Regions from separate parts of the Mus musculus genome. Here all the other regions are linked to region 5. The links are chromatin loops, found by intact Hi-C in ENCODE. Cell type or tissue: left cerebral cortex. All regions are shown on one strand. Each heading gives the region's core, and the rest is flanking DNA. Links, peaks and the distances in the headings are about the cores only. Region 1 overlaps Slc44a1 (solute carrier family 44, member 1). Region 2 overlaps Slc44a1 (solute carrier family 44, member 1). Region 3 has its middle 37 kb from the start of Fsd1l. Region 4 overlaps Slc44a1 (solute carrier family 44, member 1). Region 5 holds the start of Slc44a1 (solute carrier family 44, member 1).

Evidence for each region. Hi-C counts contacts between places; a loop is a spot of excess contacts. Peaks named below come from ENCODE experiments on the same cell type or tissue, not always from the same donor. Only the 100,000 strongest peaks of a DNase experiment are listed, where the experiment ranks them.
Region 1: it touches region 5 in a loop (1.9-fold over the local background); 10 of 42 quality-filtered maps call a loop at or near these places.
Region 2: a loop joins it to region 5, with 8 times the contacts of the local background. A loop is called at or near these places in 11 of 42 quality-filtered maps.
Region 3: it touches region 5 in a loop (2.9-fold over the local background); 9 of 42 quality-filtered maps call a loop at or near these places.
Region 4: a loop joins it to region 5, with 9 times the contacts of the local background. A loop is called at or near these places in 9 of 42 quality-filtered maps.

The regions. Positions count from the first base shown.
Region 1 is chr4:53,541,908-53,547,971 of GRCm38, forward strand. Slc44a1 (solute carrier family 44, member 1) reads left to right here. Exons shown (of 16, transcript NM_001374697.1): 9 at 458-644; 10 at 1,635-1,800; 11 at 2,634-2,790; 12 at 3,778-3,861. Among named protein-coding and RNA genes, the nearest start is that of Fsd1l, 87 kb to the right of the region's middle. In left cerebral cortex, for the core only: a CTCF peak has its summit at 3,188 (motif pointing right); a DNase peak (open chromatin) is centred at 1,703.
Region 2 is chr4:53,534,835-53,540,898 of GRCm38, forward strand. It overlaps Slc44a1 (solute carrier family 44, member 1), which reads left to right. Exons shown (of 16, transcript NM_001374697.1): 6 at 1,489-1,658; 7 at 3,556-3,645. Among named protein-coding and RNA genes, the nearest start is that of Fsd1l, 94 kb to the right of the region's middle. In left cerebral cortex, for the core only: a CTCF peak has its summit at 1,113; DNase peaks (open chromatin) are centred at 1,227, 3,393, 3,931, 4,957 and 1 more place; H3K4me3 peaks cover 518 bases; H3K27ac peaks cover 3,135 bases.
Region 3 is chr4:53,591,366-53,597,429 of GRCm38, forward strand. It overlaps a transcript of Slc44a1 not described here. Among named protein-coding and RNA genes, the nearest start is that of Fsd1l, 37 kb to the right of the region's middle. In left cerebral cortex, for the core only: a CTCF peak has its summit at 3,073 (motif pointing left); DNase peaks (open chromatin) are centred at 439 and 3,051; H3K27ac peaks cover 733 bases.
Region 4 is chr4:53,509,640-53,515,703 of GRCm38, forward strand. The region is part of intron 3 of Slc44a1 (solute carrier family 44, member 1); the gene reads left to right. Among named protein-coding and RNA genes, the nearest start is that of Slc44a1, 72 kb to the left of the region's middle. In left cerebral cortex, for the core only: no CTCF peak of the experiment used is centred there; DNase peaks (open chromatin) are centred at 2,670, 3,081 and 4,278; H3K27ac peaks cover 3,744 bases.
Region 5 is chr4:53,437,921-53,443,984 of GRCm38, forward strand. It overlaps Slc44a1 (solute carrier family 44, member 1), which reads left to right and starts at 2,496. Exons shown (of 16, transcript NM_001374697.1): 1 at 2,496-2,796. The coding sequence starts at 2,764. In left cerebral cortex, for the core only: a CTCF peak has its summit at 3,405; DNase peaks (open chromatin) are centred at 2,376, 2,944, 3,475, 3,970 and 3 more places; H3K4me3 peaks cover 3,575 bases; H3K27ac peaks cover 3,390 bases.

The DNA.
Region 1 (6,064 bases), core at 107-5,106, 100 kb after region 5:
AATCATCTCAAGTTTGTTTTTTTGAGCATCCATGAGACTAATACTAACAATAATGGCACTAAAACTATTGGCTCCAAAGATATTTGTTAGCCGTGCTTCTTTAACTAGAGTTCTCTATGCTAGCTTCTAGAGGAACGGGGTGGAGATTGTGAGTAGCCAATGGTTATTCTGCCACAGGTCCGACCTTAGGAGCTTCAGTCAACAAAGGAGATGAAATACAAAGGAGCACTTCCCTTGCTTTGAGGTGGTAGCATATAGCTCTCCCAACATTGCTCAGACTGATAGGCATGCTGTGCAATTGAAAGAGTCTTGTCCTGACTGACAGTTTGACTGGTAATTAGTGGGCAGAGGGAAGGTCTTCATAGACTGAGGAAGTTCCATTAGAGTTGTGCACCATTGTGCGGTTTGGGTTTTCACCACTTACAGACTCGATGCTCTCCTCTCTTCCCCTCCTCAGGTCATTCTCTTCCTGATCATGCTGGTTATGCGCAAGCGTGTGGCTCTCACCATCGCCTTGTTCCACGTGGCTGGCAAGGTCTTCATACACTTGCCTCTGTTAGTCTTCCAGCCCTTCTGGACGTTTTTTGCTCTCGTCTTATTTTGGGCATACTGGATAATGACACTTCTCTTCCTTGGCACTACTGGTAAGAAATGCAGTTTCTTCCCCCGTTCATGAATCTAATTTGTACCCGTACATTTTAAGTCATCAAAGAGGTTAGGGGTGTAGCTCAGTATAGAATGCTTGCATCCATGGGTGAGAGCCTGTTGGTCCCTAGTACAATACACCCCCCCCCCAGAGAGATAGAATTCTTCATAAATTTGTTGACAGAGATCTAGTAGCCATCAAATCTTAACAAGAGGGGGCATCAATAACTCATGCTCACTTCATGACTTTTAGCAGATCTTAGCAATTTGGATCTAGACCAGCTAAGCCCTAAAACATCTTAATTTTGAGAGGGTCATGGATTTGAAGTGGATTCTCTATTTACTCGGATATTTGGATCCATTTTGAAATGAATTAATAAATTCATAGCCATTGTGCCTTGCTTCACAGTCCAGAGTCATCCTGGACTACTATTGAGTTCCTGATAGTGGAGCACAGGACCAAATATTAAGATATGGGTGTTAACTGTGAGAGGTGAGGGTAATGACGGTGACCTTGTGTGAAGCATCTCTGTCCAGTCAGCTCATACTCAGTAAAGGAATAGGACAGTTATTTCTATGCTTAGAGAATAGTTTACATCTATAATTACTGGGTAAATAAAACCCTGGGAAGGAAGGAAGGAAGGAAGGAAGGGGAGGGGAGGAGAGGGGTGAAGGAAGGAGGGAGAAACAAACAACATTCAGGCCCAAATAACTGATAATGGAATTAGAACTATATCTAAATAGATTAGTTTAAACACCTTTGACGATGCCTTAGAAGAAACCAAATGTGTAATTGTGTGATGTTTAGTTTTGCAACTGTTTAAAGTTATAACAATTGCGTCCCATAGTGAAACCGCACTAAGAGCCAGCATATTGAGTGTTGTGTGTCGCAGGAAACCCTACTGCTTGTTCACAGTCCGTAGCCACGGGTCTTAGTTTCTGCTATATGTGATGTGTGATGCTTCTTTGCTTCCTTGACATCTTCCCAGGCAGTGCTGTTCAGAATGAGCAAGGCTTCGTGGAGTACAAAATCTCCGGGCCTTTGCAGTACATGTGGTGGTACCACGTGGTTGGCCTGATTTGGATCAGTGAGTTCATTCTCGCCTGTCAGCAGATGACTGTGGCAGGAGCTGTGGTAACATACTACTTTACTAGGTGAGACTTTTTACCTACAAGAAAACCCTAGTTCATTGAGTTAGCCATGGCTACAGGCAAAGATAGTGGGGCTAAGGCAACAACCGTCTCTTTTCTGTTTTGTTTTGTTTTTTAAAAAAGGGAGTTGGAAAGGATGTGACAAATGTATGGTTGGTAACTTTGTGGAGTGGATATTCCTCCTCTCACACTTGGCTGTAATTGCCTCCAAACCAGCTTAGCAGACCATGGTGGGACCTAAGGACCTATAAAGAAGTAAACTTGGTTGAGTATCAGGTTAAGAGACCATTAAAAGGCAAGCTTCATTTGTTTCTCTCAGAAGAACTGTCGTGAGACCCCTTTTGCTACCTTCAGGACTGAGACCTAAAGGAATAATCTATTCAGTAGTCTGTTCTGAGCTGCTGGCTGTAGAGATTTTGTTGGTTTTGTTTTGGAGACAGCTGGCTGTCCTACACTAGGCTAGCCTCAAACTCACAGAGGCTCGCTTGCCTCTGTCTGAGCTACCATCGCACCTGGCCAGCTATAGACTGTTTCTTAAAATTCCATTTTCTGATGATACAGTTTATTCCTTAAATAGTCACTAATAAGAACTTTCAAAACCAGTTTGATCTAAAGTCACAGAGCATAAGAACTGCTCTGTTGGTGTTGTAGAGAAGTGAAGCTGATTTTGTAACATTTTTACCACAGTTTTGGTTACTTTGTCAGTTTGTCCTAAAGCTAGATAATATTGCTGTGATTTTTTTTTACACTACAGTAGATTTCAGACCATATATATCTGTATTTCCTTCCTGTTCTAGATTTTGTTTTAATTATCTTCTTGATCATTTTTAAAACAGGGATAAACGGAATTTGCCTTTCACACCTATTCTGGCATCAGTGAATCGCCTTATTCGTTACCACCTCGGTACTGTGGCAAAAGGATCCTTCATTATCACCCTCGTCAAAATCCCCAGGATGGTCCTCATGTATATCCACAGTCAGCTCAAAGGGAAGGTGAGAGCAGTGTGTTTAGCCAGGCTCTCTTGGGGCGCATACACCAGACCTCAATTCTGCACATAGTAGGATAAACTTCTAGATGTTTTCTTCAGAGTCTGAACAAAGTGGGATCCAGTTCTTCCTCCATGTCTCCCATGTACACATTCCACATGCCCTGAACAATCATCTGTCTAACCACGAGTCACCAAGTTTATTGAAACAGAAGCACTTCTCTACCCTTTTTCTTAAGAACCCATAATAACTATATATGATGTGGGTGTGGCATGTTCTGATACATGCATAAGTGTGGAATAACCAAGCCTCCTAGCTTCACAGCACTTATCATATCTCTGTGCTAAGAATATTCATACCCTCATATCCAGGTCAGCTCTGTTAGCCAAGTGTCCCCAGTAGGAGACAGCAGAGGGCAGTGAGTCTAACAGTAAGTCTCTAACCTCTGAGCAGAAGCAGGGGAAGTGGCCTTTGACATTGATCTGGGAAAGGATTTTTTCTTTGTTAAACAGAAAGAACAGGCAACAAAAATGAGCCTGAAGAGTCAAGAAATCCACCTAACCCGTATCTCTCATAAAGGGTTGCTGTCTAACATATATGAATCCCCTACTGACTTTGGAAATAATTTGTGATTTTCAGCATGGCTGTGCTCACAATCTACCTTTCCCTGGAACCTGGTCCAAGAATGTTCTCTTCCTGTTCCCCACCCTCACAACACGGTGTCACCAACCATACTCTGACTCCAACCTTTGGGTGTTTGACATTTATTTTGTCTTGCTGGTCCTGTGTCTTCCTCTATCATATATGTAGTCGTTAGTATATAAATGTTGCTTTGAAGTGATTTGAAAATAATTGGGGAAGACGTAGGTATGGAGGCCTTAACTTACATTGTGATTTTAAAATTTTTATGTTTCTCGAATTTGAAGTTGTTTTCATGATGATTAGATTTTTGCTTCTGTGTTTGTTAATTATTTTTGCCTTTTCCTCTCTCAGGAAAACGCTTGTGCACGATGCATGCTGAAATCCTGCATTTGCTGCCTTTGGTGTCTTGAAAAGTGCCTGAGCTACTTAAACCAGGTAACACACACTACGAGTGACCCACTTTCAAATAGACAGGTGCCATTCCTTCTTCCAAGATAAATTAATTGAACTTAATTGAAAAAAATCTGTGTTTTTCTTCTGGCATTATACATTGTTTTTTGACTGAGTATACTCAAATTTTGTTCCTGTTTTTAAACTAGTGTATTTGCTCACTGACGTTATTATGTTAATCTCAGTTTTGATACATGGATAAACACATCATTGGGTTCATCTTTCTTCAAAAGTCCCTTTTTTCTTAATTCACATCTTTTTTTTGTTCTTGCATTATGTAAGTACTGTTTGAAAGCTTTATTTTAGTGGAAATCTGCTCTGGGTCCTTTTTAGACCTTGACTCTTCTGCACAGTTGCTGCTCTTGGTAGAGATAGCTTGTTTCTTGTTGTTTTGTTTTAATCAAACCGTGAGATCTCTCCAATATTGGCCTGAGGAATATTATCAGAGGAAGTGTTGTTTCTTTTCTGTTTCTGTGTGCATCCACATGTGTGGAGCCCTGAGGTCTATGTGTGCATGTCTCTGTGTGCATCCACATGTGTGGAGCCCCGAGGTCTATGTGTGCATATCTCTGTTTGCATCCACATGTTCAGAGCCCCAAGGTCTGATACCTTCCTCTATCATTGACCACCTGTTTTTTGAGTCAGGGGCTCTCTGAACCTGGAGCCTGCTGATGTGGTTAGCCTTGCTGGCCGTCACACTTTGGGGAGTCTCCTGTCTCCTCAGTTCTGGGATTACAGGTGCATGCCCCAGTGCTCAGATTTTACATGACTTTAAGACTCAGTCCTCATGCACGGCAAGCACTTTACCGACTGAGCCGTTGTCCCAGCCCTAGGAAGCAGCACTTTGAAGGCTGACTGAAGGAGTTGACACTTAGGGACACAGGTTAGGCCTCCCTCTGTGTTTCTATATCTAAACAAGCAGAACTTGGCTGTAGAGCTATCTTGTCCTCATTTACTTTTTTTGTTGTGCGTGCGTGTGTGTGTGTGTGTGTGTGTGTGTGTGTGTGTGTGCGCGCGCGCGAGTGCGCTCCATAGCTAGCATGTTTGCCCCTGAGCATCTTTTTTAGTGTGTGTGGTATGTGTGTGTATGTGTTGTGTATGTGTGTATGTGTCCTCCATAACTAGCTTGTTTGTCCCTTGACCATCTTGTTTAGTGTGTGTGTGTGTGTATGTGTGTGCATGTGTGTCTATGTATGTGTATGTGTGTGTGTATGTGTTTGTGTGTGTCCTGCATAGCTACCGTATTTGTCCCTGTGCATCTTGCCAGCCATTCTTGTCATCTAGTTTTTGTTTACTTTCTCATTCCCTAACAATCAATTTTAATGTATTGATGCCCTCATTCAACAAGCCAAAGCGAAATTGACTTTCTTACCATTCACCTCTAAGTGATCGACTTTCCCTCCACTTACCCATAGCCCTGTGCTCCGCCTTCACTGTATATTATCCATAAGGTGGATGTTCTGTGTCACTGGTATCGGGCATGCCTGCATTTGCTTTATTGAGCGAGCTCTGTGGCTAATATGAGCAAGTGGATATAATGCTTCATTATATTTAATAAGAATATATTCAACATGCTTTTACAGGTCATATTATTATCTGTGAATGAACAAGTGTTTGGAAGCTCATTTAGAAATATTAATAATACCCAGAACAACCGGAAAGTTTCTTTAAAATTTTAACTGGGAACATTTGATAGACCGACTAAAAGTCATTGTCCTTAAATGGTCTCCTTGCGTAAGTAGCACATCCTCAGGATGTCAGGCTTAGATTGCATCTCTGGGCTCCGTTCCCCGCCCTGTGCCAGAAACCCATCCTTGGTAACCCTTCTTGCAATGGCCCAGCCCTCTGCTGAGCTTCAGGGCTTGCCTCAGGAAGAACATTAAGGAGTTGAAACTGTCTGTCACTTCTTTATCTTAAGCTGTAGACTGACAGCTTAAAGGCAGAAATCTTATTTGCTTTGTCTTCTCAGAAGGTAGCAGAGTGTCTGATTCACAGGCACAGGTGGTCTTCAGGTGCCTTTAGACTGAATTATTAGTTATGCCAGTATTATGTAGGTTCTAAAGGGCCAACCAAGTGAGAGTCAACTCCATTGAAGCCGTGTAGCTGTAGTGAAGAGGAGGGGGAACCCTACACGTCATGCCAAGTAGTCAATGACAAGTGAGATCAACAGTGTTTCTACCATACCTAA
Region 2 (6,064 bases), core at 1,021-6,020, 97 kb after region 5:
TGTTCATTTAACGGAAACAGATACATAGTTCACTATTCTGAGTTCAAAAATATTGGTTTTTTTTTTTTTTTGAGGAAGGAAACAAAGACTGTATTTTGCTTCAGGTCAGTTATTGTTTCCCTGAGATTAAAAGCCTTGAAGTTTGATGTCCAACCATATAACTTTACAGTATCAGTTAGTTACTAGTTAGATTAATATTAAAGATTAAGGACACAAAAACAGGTCTCCAGGCCAGCCTAGTATATTAGACCTGCCACTTGTCACACAAACAGCTCTAATCATGTTAGGTTTGTGGTAGGATGGCCAAATTTTAACTTAGTTTATACATGTATATTTATACATATGTGTTTATATGTATGAGCTCTCCAAAAAGCCTAGTGTTCTCTGGTGCACAGTGTTATCATTGGTTAGATATGTATATATGTGTTATACTCTCAGTAGCTGAAGTAGATCCATGTTATTACAAGCCAGATTCAAGTCATGCCTCATACACACCTATGTTCTCTCAAAAGTCACAGCTGTAGTACATGGAAGCTTGGGTTAAATGACTAGATCAGTTTTCTTTTTTTTTTTTTCTAGACACATGTCATATATATGATATATGTATACCATATGTATCATTTATATGCCATATAAAAAGTAAGGACATTTGCTGGAGTGTAGTTGAGGAGTAGAGCAGTTATCTAGCCTGCCTGAGATCTTCCCTGGGTTCATTGCCAAGCACTGGGAAAGGGAAGAAAACACTCCAGCATTGCATGACCCTAACAAGATGTGTATTTTTCAGTCTTTACTAGAGTATTCTGTTGTTCCCATATTTATGTGTAATCTTTTAAACAGAAATGTCACCACTACCTTATATGTAATTTCCCCATGTATTTCTGTGTTATAAACATTTCTGTAGATTAGTAATAATGGCTGTTTTAAGTTGTTGTCTGTTAATGTCTTGGCATGCTTTTGTTTTAATGAGGTTATATAAGCTTGTGCCCTAAACACCTTTATTAATATGAGGTTTCCTGTGATGATTTGAAAGAGGAAACATTCTATTAATGGTGGCCCGTCTCAAGTAAAAGCATGTGTGTATGCTTACTTTAAGTTGTGTTTGGCAAGCGTTCCCTTCCCACCGAATGAAGTACATGCTTGTAAGCTTCGCCATCTGCCTGCGGTAGATGTGCAGGGTGCAGGATCTCGTGTGCTTGCGTTTGCTTCTGGTAGTTCTCCATGCGTATGTGTATGTGTGTATTTCTCTTCGGAAGGGGAGGGTAATGTCTTCTGTTGGAATGCGCACTCCACCCTCTCTGATAAACTGGTAAGATTGGCATCTGTACGCACAGCAGTCATCTTCATAGCGCACAGCACTTAGCTCCCATAATGAATGCGCGGGGTGGAGTGTATCGCAGCCATTCTCACCTCTCATTTGTGTGTTTGATGTGGCATTTATATTACGTAGGAGTAATTTTTTTTCTGATTTTTTTTTTCTTGTGTCACCAGTGCACCTATTCCATTCTTCCATCGCTGTGCTCCTGTGAACATTTCCTGCTATGCCAAGTTTGCAGAGGCCCTGATCACCTTTGTCAGTGACAATAGTGTCTTACACAGGCTGATTAGTGGAGTAATGACCAGCAAAGAAATTATATTGGGACTTTGCTTGTTATCACTAGGTAATTGTTTTTCTCATTATTAGCTGTTGCATAGTACTGCAGAAGGCTGTTCTGGTTTTAGCCAAAATATGCGTACAATTGGAGATAACGTGTAAAATGTTTGACTACCCATGGCCAAAATAACTGTTTCAGATTACATATAACTATATACATAAAAGTATGTATGGCATATATCTGAAACTCTTTCTTGTTGCTTCTTTTTTTTTTCTTTGATTAAAGACTTGTTTCCCCACTGGTTACTAAGTCATGGTTGATTATCTTTAATAATAGCAGGAGGCCCCTTCTAATGATTTAGTAATCCTCTTGGTTTTAGATATCATTCCAAAGGTATATTTACACATAAAAGAGGCTATTTTATAGAGAGGGAATATATAAAGATCTTATATATTCTAAGGGCATAGGTTACTCTTGACGTATGTAATTTTACGTTTATGCTATAGTATTATAGTATTATTGCCTTTTTGGAAAAGCTAGGTAATCTCCACTTGTTAGCCACAGAATTATTTAGTCAATAATTAGATTCTAAAAATTAATTTTATTTTAAAAATAAAAAACCTACATTATTCTAAAACTATAGAAGTGCATATCAGAGTTTATAAGACTTCTTTCTTGAGAATTAGAAGCTAGTAGGAGCCAAACAACTATTCCATTGCATAAGTAAAATTAGTATTTATGTATGTTTAATAGCAGTTGTATTCACTGAGAAGATATAAGCTGTATCTCCACCTTTCTTATCATTAGACAGTGTTTTCTTTTTGCATAGTGCTACTTGACTCAATTAAAGAAATGCTGTCCACATGAAATTATAGTTCTGTGATATGTGAAGGCTCACATCTGTTCTCATTCCTGTGCATTTACTGCTAAACTAGTACTTTAAAATCCCTATACACAGACCTAAACATTTATTTAGCTTTGCAAATGACCCAAAGAAATGTGACAACTTGGTTTTCTGAAATAGTTGATTGTATAACCAAAAAAAAAACATATATAAACTTTAAGAATAATAATGTGAATTCATTGGAATTCTACTTTTATTAGAATATTTCTCTCTTGAGGCATAAGAAAAAGAATATAAATCCAAAATATCTTTGTTCCTTTCTTTGTGGAATGGGCTTTCAGATCATTAAATGTTTATAAAGTATTATTCAGTATTCTATTTCTCACACAGTGGTTAAGTGCCTCCTTTTCAAGCATTTTAACTGCAGTTTTGGCACACTGGCATTTAGTTTGGGGTAGATAAGGGAGTTGGCTGAGTAACTCAGCCTAATCGTTGCTCGTTTCTGAGGAACAGCTTTGCAGTTGGTTAAGAAATGAGATCAGTAGGGATTTGGCTTTAGTAGTTTAAGAATTTTATATTTTATAGTAGGCTCATACCCTCTCTGAGTTGTAGAGTTAAATGTAAAATATTAGACAGTGTTAAAATACCATCTCCTTTGCTGAATTAGAGAACTTTGACCCGAGACAGTACAGGCTACTCAGGGCAGTATGGATCTGCAGCCACATGCTCCGGTTTTTTGTGTTTTTGTTTTTGTTTTGGTCACCAACATGACATGTCATGCTCTACACCTCTTGTGCTGATGTCTGTGTGCATGTCTGATGTCTCCCTGATGATGACTGCACAGCAGCCCTGGTTGTTGTGCAGTCAGCATTTGCATTAGCATGTATTCTTTTCTGTAGTTTATAACCCACACAGTTAGGACCTTTGGTTTTCAGAGATGCTATTTAAGTGTGTGAATCATAATTTCAAAAGCAGCCCGTCCCTTTTCAAAATCGTGGTCATGAACTAAGTCAATAGCATCGAATTATTCCTGTAGGAGAAAGCAACACTCGTAAGTCTCTCTCTTTGTATTTTCTCGTGGTTTTCAAATGATATTTGTGTTCTGTGTTTTCTCTGCAGTTCTGTCCATGATCCTGATGGTGATTATCAGGTATATATCAAGAGTGCTAGTGTGGATTCTAACAGTTCTGGTCATACTGGGTTCACTTGGTAAGCAGTTTCCTCCTCCTTTGCTTTCATGGTCCCTAATTAATTTCATGGTAGAAACTGAAATAAAAAGAAGAAAATGAAATTTTTATCTTCCCGTGCTAGTTCTTCTTCATAATGCGTGTTTATTTTTGCCTTGGGGGTGTTATAATTATAGTCTCGTTCCCTCATTTCCCTCTGGTTAGCACTTGAAGCACGTACCCTTTTCTGTGCACATGCATATGGGCACGCAGCATTTAGTTAACATTTTGAGCTCCGTTGCCTGTCTCTCCACGTATGTCTGTAGTCCGACTCATGCTTATCCTTCTGCTGTTCACACCCGCTTTCCCTTCTCTAGCGCTTCTGCATAGAATATTTTCTGACAGTCTTCACTGTATCTGAGATAGTTCTACTATAGTTGGTAGCCTGTGTTTATTTGTAAGATACTGCTTCATCCTGTGATTGTTAGAGGCAGAGATGATACGTGCCGTTCCCCAGCCTTTGCAGAATTAGCATTTTCTGACCTTCCTGCGTTACAGGCTCCCTTCTGTTCACTCATGCTTCCAAGCCTTGTCAAATAATCATAGCTTTTAAATTCAAGTTATTATTACATTAAAATATTGTTTTTACATACTGTGCCTTAAGGATTTATCTAGCCTTGTCTTGAGAGGCCTCCGGCTTACGTTTACATTTAAGGTTAGGTTTCTTGGACCGATCTTCTGGATCCTGTGTCCATGAGCCTTTCTGAGTGCGTCATTTGGTTCACCTTTGTATTGACCGAATTCAGATGATTTATTCATGAGGGACTTAATAGATCCCGTATTTTCCCAAGGTCTAGATGATCACATATTGTCTTTACTTTTACACGCACGTTCTGGATTCCCTGGGTAGAAGCGTGTTCGGTCGGGCACATACGCCCCTTCCTGCCTGTGCATCCCGAATCCTCAGACTGACCACATTGCAGTCGGGCACATACGCCCCTTCCTGCCTGTGCATCCCCAGAACCTCAGGCTGACCAGACTGCATTTTGTTTCCTTCCCTGATTCACCCCTTAGAGGTTTTTATGTGTTTTCCAGCAGCCCTTTAAGATAAAGGCTTTAAAAAATGAGTCTGCTTCCTCTCCTTGCCTGTCGTCTTTTGGGAGTGGCTCTTTCCCACCTCAGAAGAGCTGCTTTTGTTTCTGTGGTTGGTCATTGGTCCTGTCCCAGTGGCGGTTTTTCTTGTTAAAGGCATGGCTTAGTCCACGATACGTCATAGTCTTCTGAAGAGTCTTGCTGTTCTCCTTTCCATCGGGATGAGTTGGCCAGGCTGACTCTCTTCCCTCTTGGTGTTAATTTTCCCACTGTCAGTCCATGTCTGGCAAAAACAGAGGGCCTGAGATCTGATACTCAGTTCCGATCTCTGCTCTTCCTGCTCGCATCTGGCTTTTCCTCTTCTCATCTGTGGCAGCCTTTGAGTCTGACTCATGTTCAGATATGTCGCTTTAATAATAAACCTCAATTTACCATTTACTGTACAAGGTATTTCGTTACTTAACTTGCCCAATTTCAGTTTTCTAATTTGTGAAATCAATAAGAGTGTTTACTAGCCGTAATGGATAAACTGGGTCACCCTCGGTGTTAGCCCGGATTCAGGAGCTTCATGCACAGCGGCTACAGTAAGTGTGCTGTAAGCGTCTACTGTGAGCAGCCTTAACGTAGGTGTTTTCACTCCGCTCTCCGACAGCTTCAGCCCCTCTCTGGACTGCCTGCTCCTATTTGTAGAGAGTGTAATTCTGTTCATTTTCCGATATGTTAAACAGTTTTCCAAGCAGCTTTCTGGTACCTTGGGACTTCAAAGGGGAAGAAGAATCTTTATATACTTTTAGTTGATTTGTTTTCCACAAGTTTTCATTAGAAGAAAACTCCACAGTTTACTATTCACCAACAAATAGGATAGGGAACTTACAGGTGGAGGTCGGCTTGATAAGTGTAGATCTTAGACCAACTTTTATCTGCCAGATATTTCTTATAGTAGTCTCCTTACTGTAGCCAATCACTGCTTTGCAGGATAGTCTGGCATGCAGGTATCCTTCGACCCATACCTCCCAGCATCTTTCTTGCTGGCCTGCTTTAGGATGGGTCAGTGATCTTTAGGATTAGAGAAGGAGCTCTCCTAGTATGCAGGGTCTTGCCTCAGCCTCCTAGACTTCTCTCTAGGATGCTTTCTCCTTACGTAGTTTCAGAAGTTGATCTTTCTCAGACGTTGCTGTCTTGCCCAGACACATCATCTCAGTGAGGCCTTGCTTATCAGTGTTAAAAAACTGCAGCACCTTCCTCAGCCTAGTATTGTCCTGCCTAGATTTTCCACTTAGATTTCACATTCTCCTGTGAGTTACTTCTGCTAGTTTACATTTCCTCATTGCTGTGTAAACTCAGTGAGCAGAGAGGGTGGGCATCTGTTT
Region 3 (6,064 bases), core at 219-5,218, 150 kb after region 5:
TTTCCATTGTGGATGAACCCAGCGCTCACCCATCTCCCAAATATAACTTAATATTAAGGTGACTTAGCAGTATGAATGCTGATTATATAGTTCATTCAATAACAGAGCACAGGTGCAGTGGACTAAATCTGACAAGCCTGGAGTTTAATGGTGATAATGCATTTGCTTCCATGGGCCCATAAAGCCAGGTCACAATGGACAAATGAGGCGGGTGTGCCCTGGGGACCTTCTGAATGGCATCAGTCTTATTAAGAAAATGGCGGAGTTCCTATCACAGAGTAGGGACTCTCGGTTGTGCGTCCCCAGCACTCCCTATGCCTTCCCATTACGCATCTGAATTCAAGGCGCACTCTGTGTGAGCTGATGGTGGGTGTTCGAGCTTGGGCGATTCTTCGGCTCTATTATCAGCACGGCAGACAGCAGGAGGAGGGAGATGAGTCTGCATTACTTTTTGTAGGTCAGCCTGTACCTGAACATAAACAAATGGAACACTTTCAGAGAACGCCTGGAAAAGATATCTGCTTGAAAAAGAGACAGGCTAGTTATTCATATCTCATGGGATGATGTAGGAAAATAAGCCGTTTCTATAATCTCATCCCAGACCCCTGAAAGAGCCTAGTGATTACAAAGACATATTTCTGTTCCATCTGCCAATTAACATGTTAGTCATGCGTTTCTATCCGGCTGCTGTAGTGACTGCTAATTGTCTTACCCAGTGTGGATGATACCGGCCTTCCTCATGGATAGAACCCAGATGCCACGTCGATGGGCCAAGTGCAACACCTTATCATAGTTCCCAGAGGCTTGCAGTGGCCCTCTGACTAGTGAGATGCAAGCTGCGGTATTACGATATTCCCAGTTCTGCCCACCTGACATAGCTGCTTCCTGTCTTGATTTCCTGGTTTTTTGTTTGTTTGTTTTTGTTTTGTTTTGTTGCAGTTGTTGTTGTTTTTTGGTTTTTGGCTACCAGAGGGACAACTGTAATGGCTGTAATCTCCCAAGCCTACGTGACACCCAGACACTGACAACGACAGTACTGGAAGATGGAGCATCTTCGAAGAGTTCCCCAGATCTGGCCTTGCTGACTTTGGGCTGGCTCCAGGAGAACTGATCCCTTTTCTCTTTTGTTTTGTTTTGCACAGTTGACACCATGTCCTAACTTAGGCGCTGTGCTCGGTCTCGAGGGGCAGAAGGCTTTCCTGTCGGATACTCAGGCATTTCCCATTTATCAAACAGGATGTGAGGAAAACTCAGAACTGAAGCAGGCCCGAGACTGACTTAATTCTGGGGAGGAAGTGAAGGCCCAGGCTCTGGAGAGAGCTGCAGAAGCTGGTGACACTGGCTGCAGCTGGGACATTACAGTATTGAACGCATAGTGTAAGGTCGCTTCAGGGACCACAAACTCCATTCTAGTGTAAGACATTTTCTAATGGTCAGGAAAATGTTAAAATGTAGAGAGCACCTTCTTGGAGACAGGGGGTAGGAAGAATAGGAAGAGGAACTGTGGGAGGGGAGACCAGAAGGGGACAATGGCTGGATTATAAAGAAATAAAATAATAAGAAGAAGAAAAAAATGAAGGTGGACTCAGGGCATGCTGAGTTCGTTCACTGAGCAGTGGTTTCTGCCCATGGGTGGCATTCAGATGCATGCCTTTCATTAAAGTCTCTTACTCTGTGCTCTCTGTCATCCTCCCTGGATAGCCACAGAATGGAAACTTTAAATTTCCCATGGAATTTTTGTTTGTATTTCATTTGTAGCAATGTAACTTACCTCCCTCTCCCTCTCCCTCTCCCTCTCCCTTCCCCTCTCCCTCCCCCCTCCCCCCAGTCTGTGGATGTGGATGTGCCAGAAGTCAACTTCAGATGTGATACCTCAGAATGCTTTCCATCTGTGTTTTGAGACAGACTCTCACTGGCCTGGAACTGATCAACTGAACCTAGGATCAGACAGGCCAGAGATTCCTAGTGATCATAGGCAGATCTGCCTCCCAGTGCACCGACAACCACACCCTTCTCTCTGACTCGGTCTCTCCCACTTCCGGTTGTGTCTTATTTAGGTTTACCATTGCTATGATGAAACACCATGACCAAAAGCGAGTTGAGGACAAAAGGGATAATTTGGTTATGTTCCCACCTCCATAGTCTAAGCCATCGCCCCCTGTGGTTCTGGGGGTTCAACTCAGAACCCCATACTTATGCAACAAGCATCTCCCCAGCTCACCCCAGCTCATTTTAGACTATCAGAGTTGTTATTTAACTTGGATTTATCATGTTAATGTGGCAGTAAAACACAGCAACATTTTGATTTTCAGATACTAATGGGTATATTTCTTTTAATCTGTGTTTAAAGCCATAGTAATAAGATCCATTCCCAACTACACTGTTACTTTTATGTCCAGTAAACTAGCCATTAAGACCATTTTTGGCAGCAATTTCTGTAAATACATGAATATTCTTTGTGGAAAAGGGGTCTTTTTCTTTCCTTGGTGGAGACCAGGCTCTTTGATGGGTAGATTTGAGAAAAGCTGAGTCTTTATTGGATCTAATGAATGATCCCTTGATGAAGTCTAAATTCACAGGATGAGCTTCATGACTTTGTAGAAGTGCCCCATAGGAACTGGCAACTGGTAAGGGCTCAACAGATGCTTGGTGAATGGATAAAAGAACAAACAAGTCCCCTGGTAGCCCAACTGACTCATGAGTTGAGACTACAAGACAACAATGTTCAGTATATACAAGGAGCAAATCAGTACTTATAAGCCCACACCATAACAGGGAATGCAGGGAGCATAAAGGTGATGCATATAATGGAAATTGCTGAGGCCCCCTCTAGACCTGCTGAGTCAGAACCTCTGCAACTAGAGGCACAAGAATCTACATTTTAACGGCCTCTGCTGCAGGCACACCAGAGGTGTGCACGCACAGTAAACTTTGAGAACTCTGGGCATCCATGCTGGCTGTTCAGCTGAAGCCTCCACACTCAATGTGACCTTAGAATGAGGCTGGAATTGCAGCCAGAGCTGGGTTTTCAGGCCATCCTTTTGCAAATGTGCTTTTGTCTGGTGACACCTGCTGGTAGAGAGGGATAAATGGACAAATTCAGCCAACCAAATTGCAACTCAACTGTCCCCGTGTATCTGAGAAAGCTAGAATTCAGATCTGCTTTCACTATTTACTAGCTTGGGAATGGCCTCAATTCGTTCATACTTGGGTGGTATCCTTCTATTGCCTTAGGCTCGGCTAGTTCATTCAATTACCTTCCCTGGTTTTGTAGGGGGTGGGGGTTGTTGTTGTTTGTTTGTTTGTTGTTTTGTTTTTTACATTAGCTATTCCTATTCTTTCTGTGCTCCTTGGGAATATTACCAACCTTTGGTTTTCCACTAAAAAAAATGCACTCAACTTTTTAACCAAAGGATTCATTCCCAGACTTTGTTTTAGGGAAATATCAAGTCAATCTTTATTTCTTATTAAAGATTCCAAATGAGATAAGGAAAAACAAAAAGGAGTCCTTTGAATTTTTAGGGGTGGAAATGTGTGTGGTGGTGGCAACAGGTCATCCTTCATGACAGCAGCTGAATCCAGCTGAACTGGGTAAGATTGTATTTGATACTTGGTTGTTGAGAATTTCACATAGATTCAACATGAAAATTACCAGTCCATTTAGCAAGTCTCTTGCTTTGGGGTAATTAGATGTATTGTTTGTTGTTTGTATGTTTAAATACTAATTGGTGAGAGGCATGTTTGCACAACAGGGTGACTTGCTCCATGTATACAATCAAGACCTCCTTTCAGGAGGATGAACAAGCTGTTCCATTTTCTCTCCTCCTTCCCATCCTGCATGGTCTTCAGCAATATCTTATGTATCTTTCCCTTGTCATGGCTGGGCAGCAGCATCATAGGAATCTAACAAACTTGAACTTGGATCCGGCCAACCCTGTCACTTGGGCAAGTCACTCCCCTCTTTATCGGGCACCAGGGATCCAGTGATGCTCTGAGGATTCAGTGCGGAAGGGTGATGAAATGCCAAGTGTGAGAAGCTAGCTGAGCTTGGCTATCAGGTCTCCCTTCTTCTCCCCTCCCTTGATACAATGAGTCTTCAGAAGGCCAGTCAGCGCACACTGGGGCCTGCAACAGTGTTACTATCACATAGTTCATGCTGCTCCCCCTGCCCCCCCCCCACCGCTGTCCTGATAGGCGTACTTTTAGAACAGATGGATTAAGTAATAACGCTCCTCTAGGGCAGATGCTCTGTCCCAGTCTCTCTGTAAACGTTTGAAGGTCTTTCTGGAATGGAGTCTGACAGTCATTAACCAGCCCCACTACACACCCAAGAGGACTCCAGACTGTCAGTATTTACCCAACCTGGGCCATGGCTCTAGTGTAATTCCCCAAAGCTAGGGTTTCCTGCCCTATGGGCCAGGCTGTTCCGTCTACACAGATAAGCAGCTTATGTCTGACTGGCCCAGCCCCAAATCGGGAGAGGGTCTCTCTGCTTCTCCTTCCCAAGCGTGACCTTTTTATTGGCAGATATTGCCTAACAGGGTGGCTTCCTGCTCATTAGCTAAGCCTACATGAGCTAATGTACAGACTACACTACATTAGTGACAGAGCTAGTTCAAAGTTAATCTTTGACTTAAAGAGATCACATTTTGAGTAACACCCCATCATAGCACCTCTTCTGTTCAAGTTATCGACCCCCAAATTTCTTGCAAATGCCAACATATTGGCAGAGTGTGACTGAACGCATTTTGGCAGTGAACCTGGCGATGAAAATAGAGCCAGGAAACAAAAGACTACAAGACACAAAAGAAAAGGCAGGCACGGAACTCCAGTGTTAGTATAAAGGCGCGAGGCGGGAAGCATGCCGGCCTGGAGAGAGTGCCGATTCTGAACAACAATAATAATAGAAACTCCTGTCCGAGGGAGCGGCTAGACAGAGAGCGGTGTGGCTAACAACAGGCCTGGAATAAAGAAAGCCCCAATTTATCTGTCCTTGAAGGATTTTAAGGTATGTTCAAAGTTTAATAAGCTTTATGGGGTCAGAAGGAGGATTATACCTTCCTCAGGAAATACAGGCATCAGGAAAGAGAGCCTTCGGATAAGTCCACTGTCCCAAGCTGCTATTTAGAACATTTGAACACCCTGTATGTTCCAGAAGGCTTCTTGTTTGCTTGGAAGTCTAAGTGTACTACACGCAGAGATGAGTTAATTATTAATAACAATTAGTTTAGTAATTCCTGCCTTCTTGGAAGTCCTCTTGGATGGCAGTATGTTGCTGGAGACCTGGGCCCACTGCCTGGACCCTTACCCCTGTACTTATTGCTGTCCCCTAGCAGTAGCTGCCTAGGGGTCCCTCCTTCAGCCATTCAGACACTGACCGGAGGGCTCTTTTGCCTACCATCATTTAGAACAAATACATGGTCTGTAGAGCGCTCCCCATCCATAGCCCCAGAGTCAGGGTGTTCTGCAGGAAGCCAGGGTTGTGTAAGAGAGGAAAGGGATCAAATGGCCTACTTTACTTTATATTAGACTCCGGGAAGAGAAAGGAAGTTGAAACCGTTGATTGAATACAAGTCAAGAACATTCGTAACTTGTGTTATTTGCAAAAGACTGGCCTCCGACTGGGCATGAAATACAAAACCACAGCGTTTCCTTTGTCCCAGAGACATAGGGTGGCAGAGTATGAGGCAGTTAAGAAGACACACTCCTTTCACTGGGACTCCCACATCTCTTTCTTCCACATCGATTTCTCTTATTTCCAAGAAGGATGTCTGCAAAGTGCCAGGGGGCTGGGTGTCTTGAGTCGGCGGGTGCTTATCACTAGGGTAGTCTAGACAACGGCATGGATTTGTTTCTGAGCAAAGTATGGCCAGCATCTGTTTGGAATGACATAGGCATGTAGGAGAAAGCACAGTTCTGTGAATAAGCAAGCAGATGCCTGCAGTTCCTAAGGTTTAGCCACATCCTCTCTGGGTTGAATATCCCTTGTCTGGAATCCTTGGGACCATGAGTTTTGGCAGTTGTGAGCTACTAGATACAGGTGCTGGGCATGAAACCCAGGTCC
Region 4 (6,064 bases), core at 436-5,435, 71 kb after region 5:
GCCCTTGGGATTAGAGTTAAGGGTGCTGGGAACTGCTCCTGGGATCTCCAGCATGTTTTCTCTTTTTGGTACATGTATAAGTAGGAAACAGACACTGTAGCTCCATAGAATTGATCTTGTCTCTGGCTTCTCCATTTGCCTGTCTTTGTTGGTAACTAATATATCAAGGGTACCAAACTGGGGCTTTCTAAAGGTAGGCATAGTGTTGTTTATCTTCTGTGCTCTTCCTGTCTTCCTGAGGACAGTGTCCCTTTTGTCTGCATTTTCTGAGAAGTCTTGCTTCATAACTCCCAACTGTTTCTGGGCTTGCATTCTCCAATCTCTACCTTCATCAGTGCTAGGATTATTAACATTGACCACAGTGCTCAAGGTTTTTGGTTTTGTTTTGTTTTGTTTTGAGTGGAACAGGGTTATGGCCCAGCCACCCTGGTCAGACTGGAATGTTCTTCTCCTCCTCGTCAGGTCATCACGCTGTCTTTCTTGTTCCTGTGGATGAGTGAAATCCAGTCTCAGCCTAATCCCAGCCATCATCTCTTGGTACAAATCCTTCAGCCTCCTTCCCGCCGGTTAGTCACCTGCTGTTCGTTTTCCACCGTGAGCTCCCAACAACTTTCCAGCTTTAGGAGGAACTCCAGCTGTCCTGCCTCTGATACCTTTAAGGCCTACGTCCTTAAGCAGAGCGCCCTGCTTAGCCTCTTCATCCTTCGCTACAGTCCACATCAACTGTGTAACCTTTCCGTGTTCTCATCTTTGTGGCCGTACCTGCTCGTCTTTGACTCCCCTCCCAGAGCTGAGTGACTCTTGCTCATGTTTTAGTTGCTTTAGTTATGTACTCTCTAGGTCCCTCCCCTGCCACTTTTAAGAGACCCATTTGATCCTTCTTGTGCTGGCCTCTTTGCCCAGGTGAGGCATTTTACATTGCTTGCAGCTCCGGTGTCTCTGTGCCATGAAGGCAGGGAAGGGAGACTGTGTATTTACTGTCTTTGGTTATTGGTTTGGTTTCTGAGCTAGGATCTTGGCTAGGAAGCCCTGGCTGGCTTTGAATTCTGTAGATAGCCTAGGCTGCCCTTGAACTTAACTTAAGACTATCTGGCCCAGCCTCCCAAGTACTGGGATTAGAAGCATGAGCCACATGCCTGCCTAGCAAGTATGGCCATATTTATAATTATATTGTTTACTTAATTCTGTATCTGGCAGAGAGCATGTTTAAAATTTTTATGTTGAATAACAATATTTTCACCTTAAATATCTTCTCCCCTACTTCCTTTCCACCTCATTTTTACCTGGCAAAATTTACACAAGTGTCATCTTTTTAGTGATTCCATAAATGATAATGGATTCCTTTTTCATTGCAGGCATTATTTAGGTACTGAGGGTATAGAAATAGATTCAATAGTCAACCAGCCCTGCTCTCCTAGAGTTGATTGCTACTGGTGGAGATTGATAGTAACACATATGTAAGTGCTGAGGAGCAAATAAGGCTGGTTTTCTCTCTCTCTCTCTCTCTCTCTCTCTCTCTCTCTCTCTCTCTCTCTCTCTCTCTCTCTCTCTCTCTCTCCCTCTCTCTCTCTCTCCCCCTCTCTCTGTCTCTGTCTCTGTGTGTGTGTGTTGAGGGGCAGGGTTTCACAGCCTAGTTTAGGTTGACCTCAGATTAGCACTTTCCAGTCTCAGCCCCTGTGTCTCCTGATGCTGTCCCTAGTCTGTTCATGACAGCAGTGCACGGTCACCGCTTAGAGCTCCCTCTTCCTAATGCTGCCACAGTGACAAATCTCAAGGTGTGTTTTTGGTTTTTATTTTGTTTTGTTTTGTTTTTGTCTTTGTTTTCTAGTGTTTTTTGCTTGAGCGGGTATTGAACCTTTGAATACATGCTAAGCAAGTGCTATAGCACTGAGCTACATCCCCACCCTTGCACATGGACTCTTGAGGGACAGATATTGAAGCTGTAGAAGTACATGTGCTTATGGGCAGAGGGAGACTGTTGCAACCATCGTACAACCCCCTAGATCACAATCTACTCTTAGTCACTGTGCCCAGCCAGCCTCTCTTAATTCTGTTGTTCCAGAGTGTTGGGGGGCAAGCATGTTTTATTAATGGTGTGTTGTTGTAGTTAGCTAGGTTAGTTTGTAGTTAGCTTGGTTTGGGTATGCACTTCCCATAGTTCTGTGGGTTAAATAAGATGGCCCTCCTTGGGACACTTGGATCCTGGCCCCGTGTGATGCCTGGACTTGCCTTTCCTTGTCTTTCCTCCTCCTCCATGGAAGGAAGAGGTCTCTTTGGGCAGAACTCTTCCGAGGGTAGAGAACAGATCCTCTGCAGCCTGCATTTAGAATCAGCAGAAGGCCTGCATTGCTGTTATTTAGCAGTAGCAGAAGGGTCTGCATCGCTGCTGGGTATTTTATTTTGGTGACTCACTAAGGGCAACGTGCTCCATAGAAAGGGGCTGTACATTATAAACTGATTCCAGGTAATAATTGGACAAATGATCAGACTCCATTTTTATTCCCCTCTGGGGAAGACATGTGTCAGGACTCGCTAAAGCGGAAGCATCCGAGGGGCTTTGCTGCCAGCTTCTCAGCCTTAGTGCCGCAGTGCTTGATTAGAGAGGAGAGAAGCCAAATCCGGCAGGAGGCGGCCAGCAGACCTGGTATCTGTTTGCCACCTCTTGCTCCAAAAAAGCCTTACTGCAGAGTTGCCATGGCAGCAGGAGGCAATTTAATGGCAAGGGCTCATCTCTGGATCCGCACTGCTGTGCCCAGCTTTTCCCCCTGGCCTTCAGTTTGATCAGCTGCTTACACCAGGGCCTTACTGTGAGGTGTCCTTGTAGCTACACATTGCCTTATGGAGCAAAGTGTGAGATCCCCTGAATTCTCAGGACAGCCACCTCTCCCCCCCACCCCCCAAACACTTCTCCTCGGCACATATCTCTTTGATGTTCCACCCTAGAGTCAGCCCTATCCGATCATTTGCAGTTCCTTAAATATGCTCTTTCATGCTTCTGCGCTTTTAGGCATGCGGTTTCCTCTGCCCGAGTGCTCCCTTCCCCATCTGTCTGGAAAATTCCTACTCAATTTCAAAATGCAGCTTAGACTCCTCCTCCCCCTCCCTCATGCTCTCTCTCACCCTCTTTCCTCCTTGCAGATCTGTACAGCTTCTACAGCCATCTCAACCTCGTCACGTGGGGTTGAAATGACTCGTTGTACTCCTGCCTCTTTTTCTGTAGTCTGAGAGTTATTTGCATTCAAAATTTGTGTTTTGTAGATTTTTGCACTGAAAGGGCCTTTCCTGGGAGTAATATGTAACAATGTTTGTGGAATTACGGGATGCTTTTTTGTGAATTAAGTCCTGTCTAATGCTAATCCTTTGAGTGCTGTTCCCTACAAAGGTAAACCACTGCATTGTAAGTAGTCAGAGTTCCTTCTGCTACAGACCTGATGGACCAGCCAGCCATCAACCTGACACTGGTGGCTGTGCCCTGTCTTTCCAGTTAGGATCAGAGAGAATAACATTTGTGGGTCAGACTTTACGTCTATGCGATCTCCAATTGTTACCCACCATCTGGATCCCTCCGTGGGCTATTGAATTGTAGTATGCTGAGGACACAGCCTCTGAGGCTTTGTGAGATACAGTAACTCCTTGGTAAATCTCATTTTCTCTACCTTCTTCTCTTCTTGGTGGGGACAGTAAAAGCCAAATAGAGGTTCAAGCCACCGTTAAACATGTAGCAGCATCTAACTGGGTTTCATCATCTCACTCTGAGCACAGCTTTTCAAGTTACTCCTTTCCTGTGGCTCTTTTCCTTTTCCTGACCGCCTGTGATTTATGGCTTGCGCCTTCCCTGTTGCCCATTCTCATGTTTGGTGCCTATGTCCTGTGTACTGTGCAGACACGCTGCTTTTTGTGGGTATTCTAACCTTTCTTTCCTCCTGGAAAGAATTTGGTATTTCCAGATTTCCAAGTTAGAATAGATTTTGCTTCATTTCTTCTTCAAATAACCCCAGAACCCACCTGAACTGAGCCTGTGCTTAAACCCCTCCCCCACCGGTCTCTGTACAGCTTCCTCTGCAGGCCAGTCTGAGCACTTTGTGGTTTGTCTCCTGTCGCCATTGCCCTTGTCTGTTTTGAGCCTGGCCCTTAACAGCTGAGCCATCTCTCCAGCCCCCATCACACTTTCTTAAGTTCAAAGCTCACCTGGGTGTTTGGCAGTTCCCTTTGCCAGTGTCTTTTCTGCACCACCCACCCGAGCATGCCCCGTGCATACTGTGTGTGCCAGAGCCTGCAGGTGTCCAGGCTGTTCAGTTTCTGAAAAGTATTCTTGTCATTGTTTTTCTTCCCCCCCATTCTCACGCATGGTATTCTAGGGTCTATAACGGATGTGAAACTTAAACAAAGCTGTTTCTAAGTTATTAATAGATTTGAGCTTCTACAACATTCTTGTGCCTCGTCCTCATTCCTGACACAGGCTGGTGACAGTGGAATTAGGATGGGCTGTGAGACAGATAGATAGTACTTTGTTGCTTCTTATCCCATGTCTGAAAAATACCCTCTGTAAGCTGTCGGTTAACTGCAAATGAGTTCCCCTTATCTTCATGGAAAGCATTCCAAGAGGCAGTGCAGTTCTTTGGGGCTGTGGATTGTACTAATTTTTTTTATTTGTATTTCATTGTGCTATTGCCGGGAGCCATTTTTTTCTCTTATGAGTACATACCTAGAAGAAAGTTTAACTAATAAATCAGATACAGTAAGAAACTGACAACAACTAACCATGAAATTGAGTAGTCATACCAATAAGTATAATAAAAATGACTCAAAATGTATTTGTCTATTTATGAAAATTTCCATTTGCTGGTCCCTGACTTTGTGGCTGTTTCCCCAGCCACAGGTAGCTGAATCCATGTGAAATGAAACTGCAAAAGGGAAACTACTCACCTGCTGATGCTAGCCTAATTTGTAAATAGAGTTGATAGCTTCTTTCACTGTCAAAGGGAGAGCAAGCCTTCTTAGAACCTAGGGCCTATAAGGAGCTCTTCATAGTGTGTTTTTGTGTGAATTGGATTTAATATGTTTTTAGGTTGGAACTAGGGTATGTGTGCATGCTAAGCATATGCCATTAGCATATATTTCTAAAAGTGCTTTTTGTATTTTGTATTAAGTTGTATTTTGGTTGTATGGGTTATAGTTTTTCGGAAACATGCTCTTATGCTATAATCAGCAGTATTAGTTTGATAGTGCTAAATATATATTGTAGGATTCTACTCACCTTCTTAACCCATTTCTGTTTTGCCTGACCTGCTCTGAGGGCTGCTTGTCTTACCAAGCCTCTTGACCCAATGGTATCTATGCAGCTTTTCCTCCCAAATGAAAAGTAAATCTTAGTATTGTAGTCTTATTTGTGACTATTCCAGACCAAGTTGAGTAGAGTGGCTAACTATCAAATGCAGGCTTTGTAAAGGTTAGGTGTTTTCTGTGAGAAACCAATAGGAACTGTCATGCACATACTGTCTGTTACATGTGTACCGTTGGTGACCTTACAGTAGACTAAAGAGTAAATGGTATAGTGTTTAAAATACAGACATTGAGGATAAGGAGGGAAGATGTTTTTCTTTTTCTTTTATTTTTTTTTCATGGTTTTAGAACTTTATTGTAGAAAAGCAAAGAGAGAGAAGAGTAAAGAGGCAGAGGGTGGCCATGGCCACATGGAGAGAGGGGAGAATGGAGGGGTAGAGAGAAAGCAAGAGAATCAAGAGAGCGGAAGATGTTTTTCTTAAGTTAGGCAAAAGAAGTATTGTAGGGAGGCTAGAAGCTGAGGAGTGTGCATACCTGTGATCTCAGCTGCTTGAGAGGCCAAAGCAGGTAAAAAACAAACAAACAAACAAACCCAACAGGACACAGGTTCAGGTTGGTATAACTAAGGCACAGTACAAGTTACCATTTATTCTCAAGTACAAACTACCACGGCCTTTCAGAGGATAAGGTAGGGCTGTAAAAATATAGTTAGGTCAGTTTTAGCATTGGGAGACACAGAAGCAGGACAACAGACGAGCTATCTATTCTCAGGAGGTCATCG
Region 5 (6,064 bases), core at 867-5,866:
GAAAGAGGGAAAAGCACAGAACAGTAAAGCCTCCCTCTAAATTACATCCCCCCCCGCCCCCCGCCCCCCCCCCCCCAGGTTTGGGAGACTGAACTCAGCACTGCTCAGGCGTGAGCCTCACTCTGGCTTCCTCCTAAATCACTGTGTCCAGGAGGCTTCTCTGGGCACCATGGCTGTGGGAAAGAGACTTGTTGTTCAAAGGGACAGAATATCGACTTAGAGATTCTCAGTTTCTCTCCAGCTAATGAAAGGGTGTAATTTTACAGCATCACGTTCATATGCATACATAATTAGTGTGTTTATGAAACACCGTGCAGAACCTCAGAAGGCCTGGTTCTACTCCTGAAAGGGAACCCTCCAGTGAGGAGCAAGTACGTGCGATGTGACTGTGCTCGGACTGGGCTATCTATCCATCCACCATCCAAGGCACGGAAGAGATCTTCAAAACAAACAGCCAAACAAACAACCAAACACCCCACGCTTTGGTGAAGCACTGACAAGGCCAGCTACAGATCCAGCCACTTCTACAGTTCCAGTGATAAAATAAGCACTAGCTACTACATGGAACAACTGTGCTAGCCAGAGAGATTTTTATAATCGGAGAGAAAAGCTCCCATCTTGACTTGCTAAGAGAGACAACTCCTCTTTCCTTGATTATAAAGAAGGAAGACAGATGGCTTCTTGTTTAAGACTGTAATTTCAGCATCCTCCCTCAGTTAAAAACAAGATGTCCTTTTCTGGCTTTGAGGGAAAAATCTCATGGGAGGGATTTTTATTCCTGGCTGTATTGAATAATTCAACAAACACCCCAGAGAGCCCAGGGAGATATAAAGAAGAGAATACTTCCCCTTGTTCTCAGGGAGTTTACAATCTTACTGTGGAGTTTATGAACAGAATTGGGACCCACAGCAATTAATGCTTTATTTCTTCATTTCCAGCTAATGACCCAGTGGTTACCCGTAGGGAAAGAAGCCTTGGAAGTCACTCATCCTGTGCCTAGGAAAGAGCCTCAGGTCAAACTGCAGAAAAGTCAAGGATCTGAAGAAGTTGTTGTTGAGTGCTTATTCACTGACCTGTCCACTGCCTACCCACATTATTTAATCTTACACTTTGCAGCCATCCCTGCTATCAGGACTTCACAGAGGATCATGAGGTTTGGAGGAACAAGCCATCCAGGAAATGGTAATGCAAAACACCAACTAGGGAATTTTCTGTGTGTGAGTTTGTCTCCATTCCATACCCCTCCCACCCACACCCATTCCCCACCCTCTTGTTTAGATTTCTCCTTTCCTTGCTCCTCTAGTCAACTTCCCCTTTGAGTTTGAGTCACCTTGAAATCTGCCTTTTATGGACAAGTCAGCATTTCTGGGGTCTCACTCTGGTATCTTTGCAAACCTTTTGATCCCAGTCTTTGCAACACCTTGACAATATGAAACAAGACCGGAATGTTTATATGAGTGTTAGATACATGCGCGTTTCGGTGATAGTTAATCATGACCTTGTTTACTCTCGCCATTTTTAAACTGCTCTCGCTTCACTGTATCTGTAATGACTTCCCTAACATTGGAAATTTCTTAAAGGTTGTGCATGTCTAACTTGTTGCTACCCCCAACGCATATTAATACAGGTTTCGTTTTTTTTAATAAGAGAGTAGCAACTTTGCCTTTTATCGCCTGTTTAATCTTAGTGCCATAAATTTCTAGACTGTAATATAGTGAGTGCCTCGGTAAATATTTTAAAGATGAATTGGTGCGTGTGTTTATGTGTGTGCCCGCGCTACCATGTGTAAGAAAGTTTAGTGAAGAACCAACATGGCTTTGACTTGAGGGCCTGGAGTACTACCTTCCCCTCCCATTTCTGGCTCTTTTACTACAATTTCCAGTTGGGTGCTCTCACTGTCGTCGGCCTCCTTCAAGGCTTAGTGTCCACATCAGCAAAATGGGGCCAGGAGCAACAGATGATATTTTTCCACTTCCATCACCCATTCCTTCTCCATGGGAGGTTTTGCAAATACTCTCTCTTCTGGGTAACATAAACAGCCGCCAGAGCCCTAAAAAAAGCTCCGGGTCAGTGACCTCAGAGGCGCTCCCACCCGGGAGAAGGAGCGACCCCCGGTGACCTCCCCGTGCCTCGCGCGTACAGAAGCAAGTCGGCCGCCTTCCCTCTGCGAGCCCGCCGGGTCCACGGGCGCCTCGGCCTCAGACGCCCTCTCGCCGCCCCGAGGCAGAGCTCGGCCTCGGTGCCACCGCGAAATGGGCCCGGCGCCGCGCAGACTCCTGCGCGCGCCCAAGGGCCCGGCCTCGTTCTGGGCTGCCGTCGTCCCCGCCGTCCGCGCCGCGCGGCGCTGCACTGGGGGCGGGGAGTCTGATGGGAGACGCGCGCGGCGCCGAGGAGGAGGCGGCTGCAGCCCGGGAGAGGGAGCGGGAGCGGGACTGGGAGCGGGTGGTGGGAGGCGGGGGCCAGGGGGAGGGGCTGCCGCCGCCGCCCGCCCCTTTCCGCTGGGGAGCAGCTGCAGCAGCAGGAGCGGAGCCGGAGCCGCGCAGCCGCCGCCGCCGCCGCTGCCGCCGCCGGGGGATGTGGCCGGCGCCTGCCCCGGACCGCGCAGCCTCCTGAGTTCTTGCCGCTGTCGCCGTCGCCGCCGTCGCTGCCGAGTCGTGCGGGGCCAGGCCGCGCCCTCCCCGGGCGCCCGCCGGCTCGCATGCCGAGGGGCTCCGGGGCGTAGCTGCGCGCCCGGCGCCGCCTCCGGGCTCCTCCGGCCCCGCCATGGGCTGCTGCAGCTCCGCCTCCGCCGCGCAGGTGAGGGGCTCCCGCCTCCCGGCCGCCCGCCCGGATGCCACCCCGCGCTGTGAGCGCCTGCCGAGCCGTGCCCTTCGCTCCCCTGCCGTGCCCTGCGCCCCTCCGGTCCCCGCCGACCTCGGCGCTTCGTGCCTGGTCCCCCAATGCCCGCTGCGCTCCCTCCCCCGCTTTCGCACCTGAGCAGCCCGTCCCGCCCGTCTGCAGGTAGAGGCGCCCCGGGCGCCCGCTCTGCCCCGGGGAGGCATACGCTTCCCTCTCCTTGGGGCCCGCCAGCCTGCTCTCCACCTCCGCCGAGCCCCCCCGCCACCCACAGACTGTTTTCCGTGTCCCCAGAAGGTGTACCCCAGCTTGGGCTCTTCACCTCTCTTCCACCTTATTCTAGTTTCGGATCCATTTAATAAGCTGCCCATTTCCCCTGGTCTGCGGGCCCCCTTGGCCGGGATCAGGTGCTTCACTGGGTCCCGGTGCCCTTCCAGGGCCCATTTCACAGATCCCACCCGCTCGTTCCCCATCCCATCCCCCCTCTGTGCCTTGACCCTGAGCACCGCGGCCTCTCGGCGCACCGAGGCCCCTGCGGGAGCGGGGGGACTGGGCTGGGAAGGAGATTGGGCACCTGGTGGGTGACGGGAGCGTTACGGAAACTCCCTCTTTGTTGCCAGTGTAACAGGAGGAAGAGGTGCCGAATTTAGTTTTTCTGTGGGCACTGGCTGGATGTTGTCGCTGAGGGCTGAGATGCAGAGATTTCTCTCAGCTGCCACCCTGCCCCCATCCAAATTTCGCTAGCCGCCTTCTCTTTCCGATCAGAGCCTTTAACCTGGGTGGAAATGTTTGGACAACTGTGTAAGGATCAGATGTAATAGAACTTGACTGCTGGCCACTAATAACTGAGAGGACCTGTTTGTAAATTATCTAATTTAGTGGATTAGTGAGTGTATTTACAAATACGATAAAAAGCAATCAGGAATACTGCATCAAACTGTCTGGTGGTGGTGTATGAAAAATAGGCTCTGACAACGCCTGGGATGTTTCTCCACAGTTTCATTAGCGTAGAATTTAACAGTAGTCTGTGATTTGTTTGTTTGGTGGTGGTGATGGGGAGAAGTATGCGCTTGCTTCTAGAAATAAAGGCTGGTTGGTTCTTGGCGAAGAAAAAAAAATGCTAGTTTTTTGGGGAAAAAAATTCCTCTAGAGATGTAGCATCTGTGACACAGAAGTGCTTGGTGCTAAGTGACTATATATAACTCAGGTTTAAATAACCTGCATACTTGCTCTGAAAAATCTGAGATCTGTCACAGAAACAACTAGGATTGGAGATGAGTGGAGGACATTTATGGCTTTATTGAGCATTGATCCTGTTTGTCCAGTTCTTAGGCTGGCTGGTTTAGTTAGTGAAACCTTATTCAGTTAGGATAGCAAAGGAAAACCATGTGCCTGGTGTTAAGGAAGGCTGGATCACGGCTTTCTATTAGCATATAGAGGTGTAGAAAAACACATACCTTTGGGGATTTAGTTGGGGATTTAGGCAGGGGGTGCATCTATCAGTTGGGCATTGCTCATCTAATAGTTGTTTACATAGAGTTTTCATCAAAAAGTGTCTTTCACATTCCCTTTCTTTTCAGAATCGGGTTACTGTGCATGCTCATTTGGTGGTGAAATGCCTTTAAGACAGCAAGGTATTGATAGTTTATGGATGGCTTGTTCAATGTGTGAAGGATAGTGTGGGAGGGATGGGTTCTGCCTCAGGAGGCCACTTTAAATGGGCAGTGGGTCACGGGCTTGTCTCCCTCCATGCAGACCGCTTCCTCTCTCCCTTTCCCCTTCTCCCAGCCACTGCTTTCTGCACGCCATGTGACACAGACAAGACTCCTGTCATGCACCTGGGGGTGTGCTTTTCTCCCCCTGTGGATTTCTGTAACCAATCAGCAGTTTGTCAACATGCTTTAGTTCAGTGTTGGGGACTTGAAGTATTCAGTGGAGCGTCCAGGCAGGTTTTTAGGTACAGGGCTTGCCATCATTTTTTTTTTTCTTATTTTAGATTTTTTTTTCCCATCATTTTCATTTCTGAAGTGTTCTCGATCCCCTGATGTCTTCAACACTCATCTCAGAAGCATCAGGCATCTAGAATGCTCTTGTATTTATGTGTGTTGTGTTGAAATAAAATAGGGATGCAACTTTAAATGTTCTCTAGATGCAACGCTGCACATTACTGAGCTAATCTTCAGGGTCAGGAGTGTCTTTTCAGGCAGAATATGTTTGATTCTGCTTTCTACTGAGCTGTGAGGTTCTTGAGTGTAGAATTTGCCTTTTTCCCCCCTCCCTCAGCTTTCCATTTATGCAATGCCTCACTGTATGCTGCAGAGCTGCTCAGCTGCGGTTATTGAATGGAGTGCATACGTAAATTTAAACATTTGGCTAGCAAGTCACTGATTGTGAAGCCCCCCCCCCCAGCCCTGATCTGTGTCTCGCACTTTCCACGGTTTGATAGTCTAAGTTCACCAGACTATCCTTTTCTGAACTCAAACCTCAACTTTGTAAAGTTAAAATTTACTGTGGGAGACCACATTTATTCCTGTTCTGTCAGTAGCACCACTGGTTTGTAAAACGGAGCAGCTTGCCTCCTTTGCTCCTGACACCTTGCTCAGTGTGGGTATTTATTTTAGTCAGTGCAGTGCTATAGCATCTTAAAAGACTTGCGTGCAAGCTCTGATGATACCCTGTAGAGTCAATCAAAATACGATATACTCAGAGGTATCACCAGGAACTTTGAAGCTAGACTTTATCAGTGTATGTAAAGTACACTTTATTTTTGTTCTAGAGCTGGGTGTTGAAGTGTAGTTTTCCCTCCTAGTCTTTTACTGCGTTGCAGATGCTCATAAAAGAGTTTATGGTCTTCTGGACTTTGATCCTTTGTAGTCCAGATACTATTTTTTCCCTTGGCCATGACTAGGTATCGTAATTCCCCACCAAAATAATTATTCCACTTTGAGAATTAAAATTAAAACATCATATTCTGTGCAGGTATTTTACTGCCAAGGAAGCAAATTATTTGCAAAATAATCTGTATGGTATTAGACACATACATTTAGGAAAAGTGTCTGGTTCCATGGGCACTTACAGAACTCTTAGGGCGATTTTTCTCTGGCTTAAATAATAGTCAGTAGTTACACATTGTTGGAAATGGCTCAAAACAAACCCAGTATATGATGCCTAAAAGTCTGCTTGAAGGGGGTATCAAAGTAAGATGATCTGGAGTTTCTTTTTACAACAT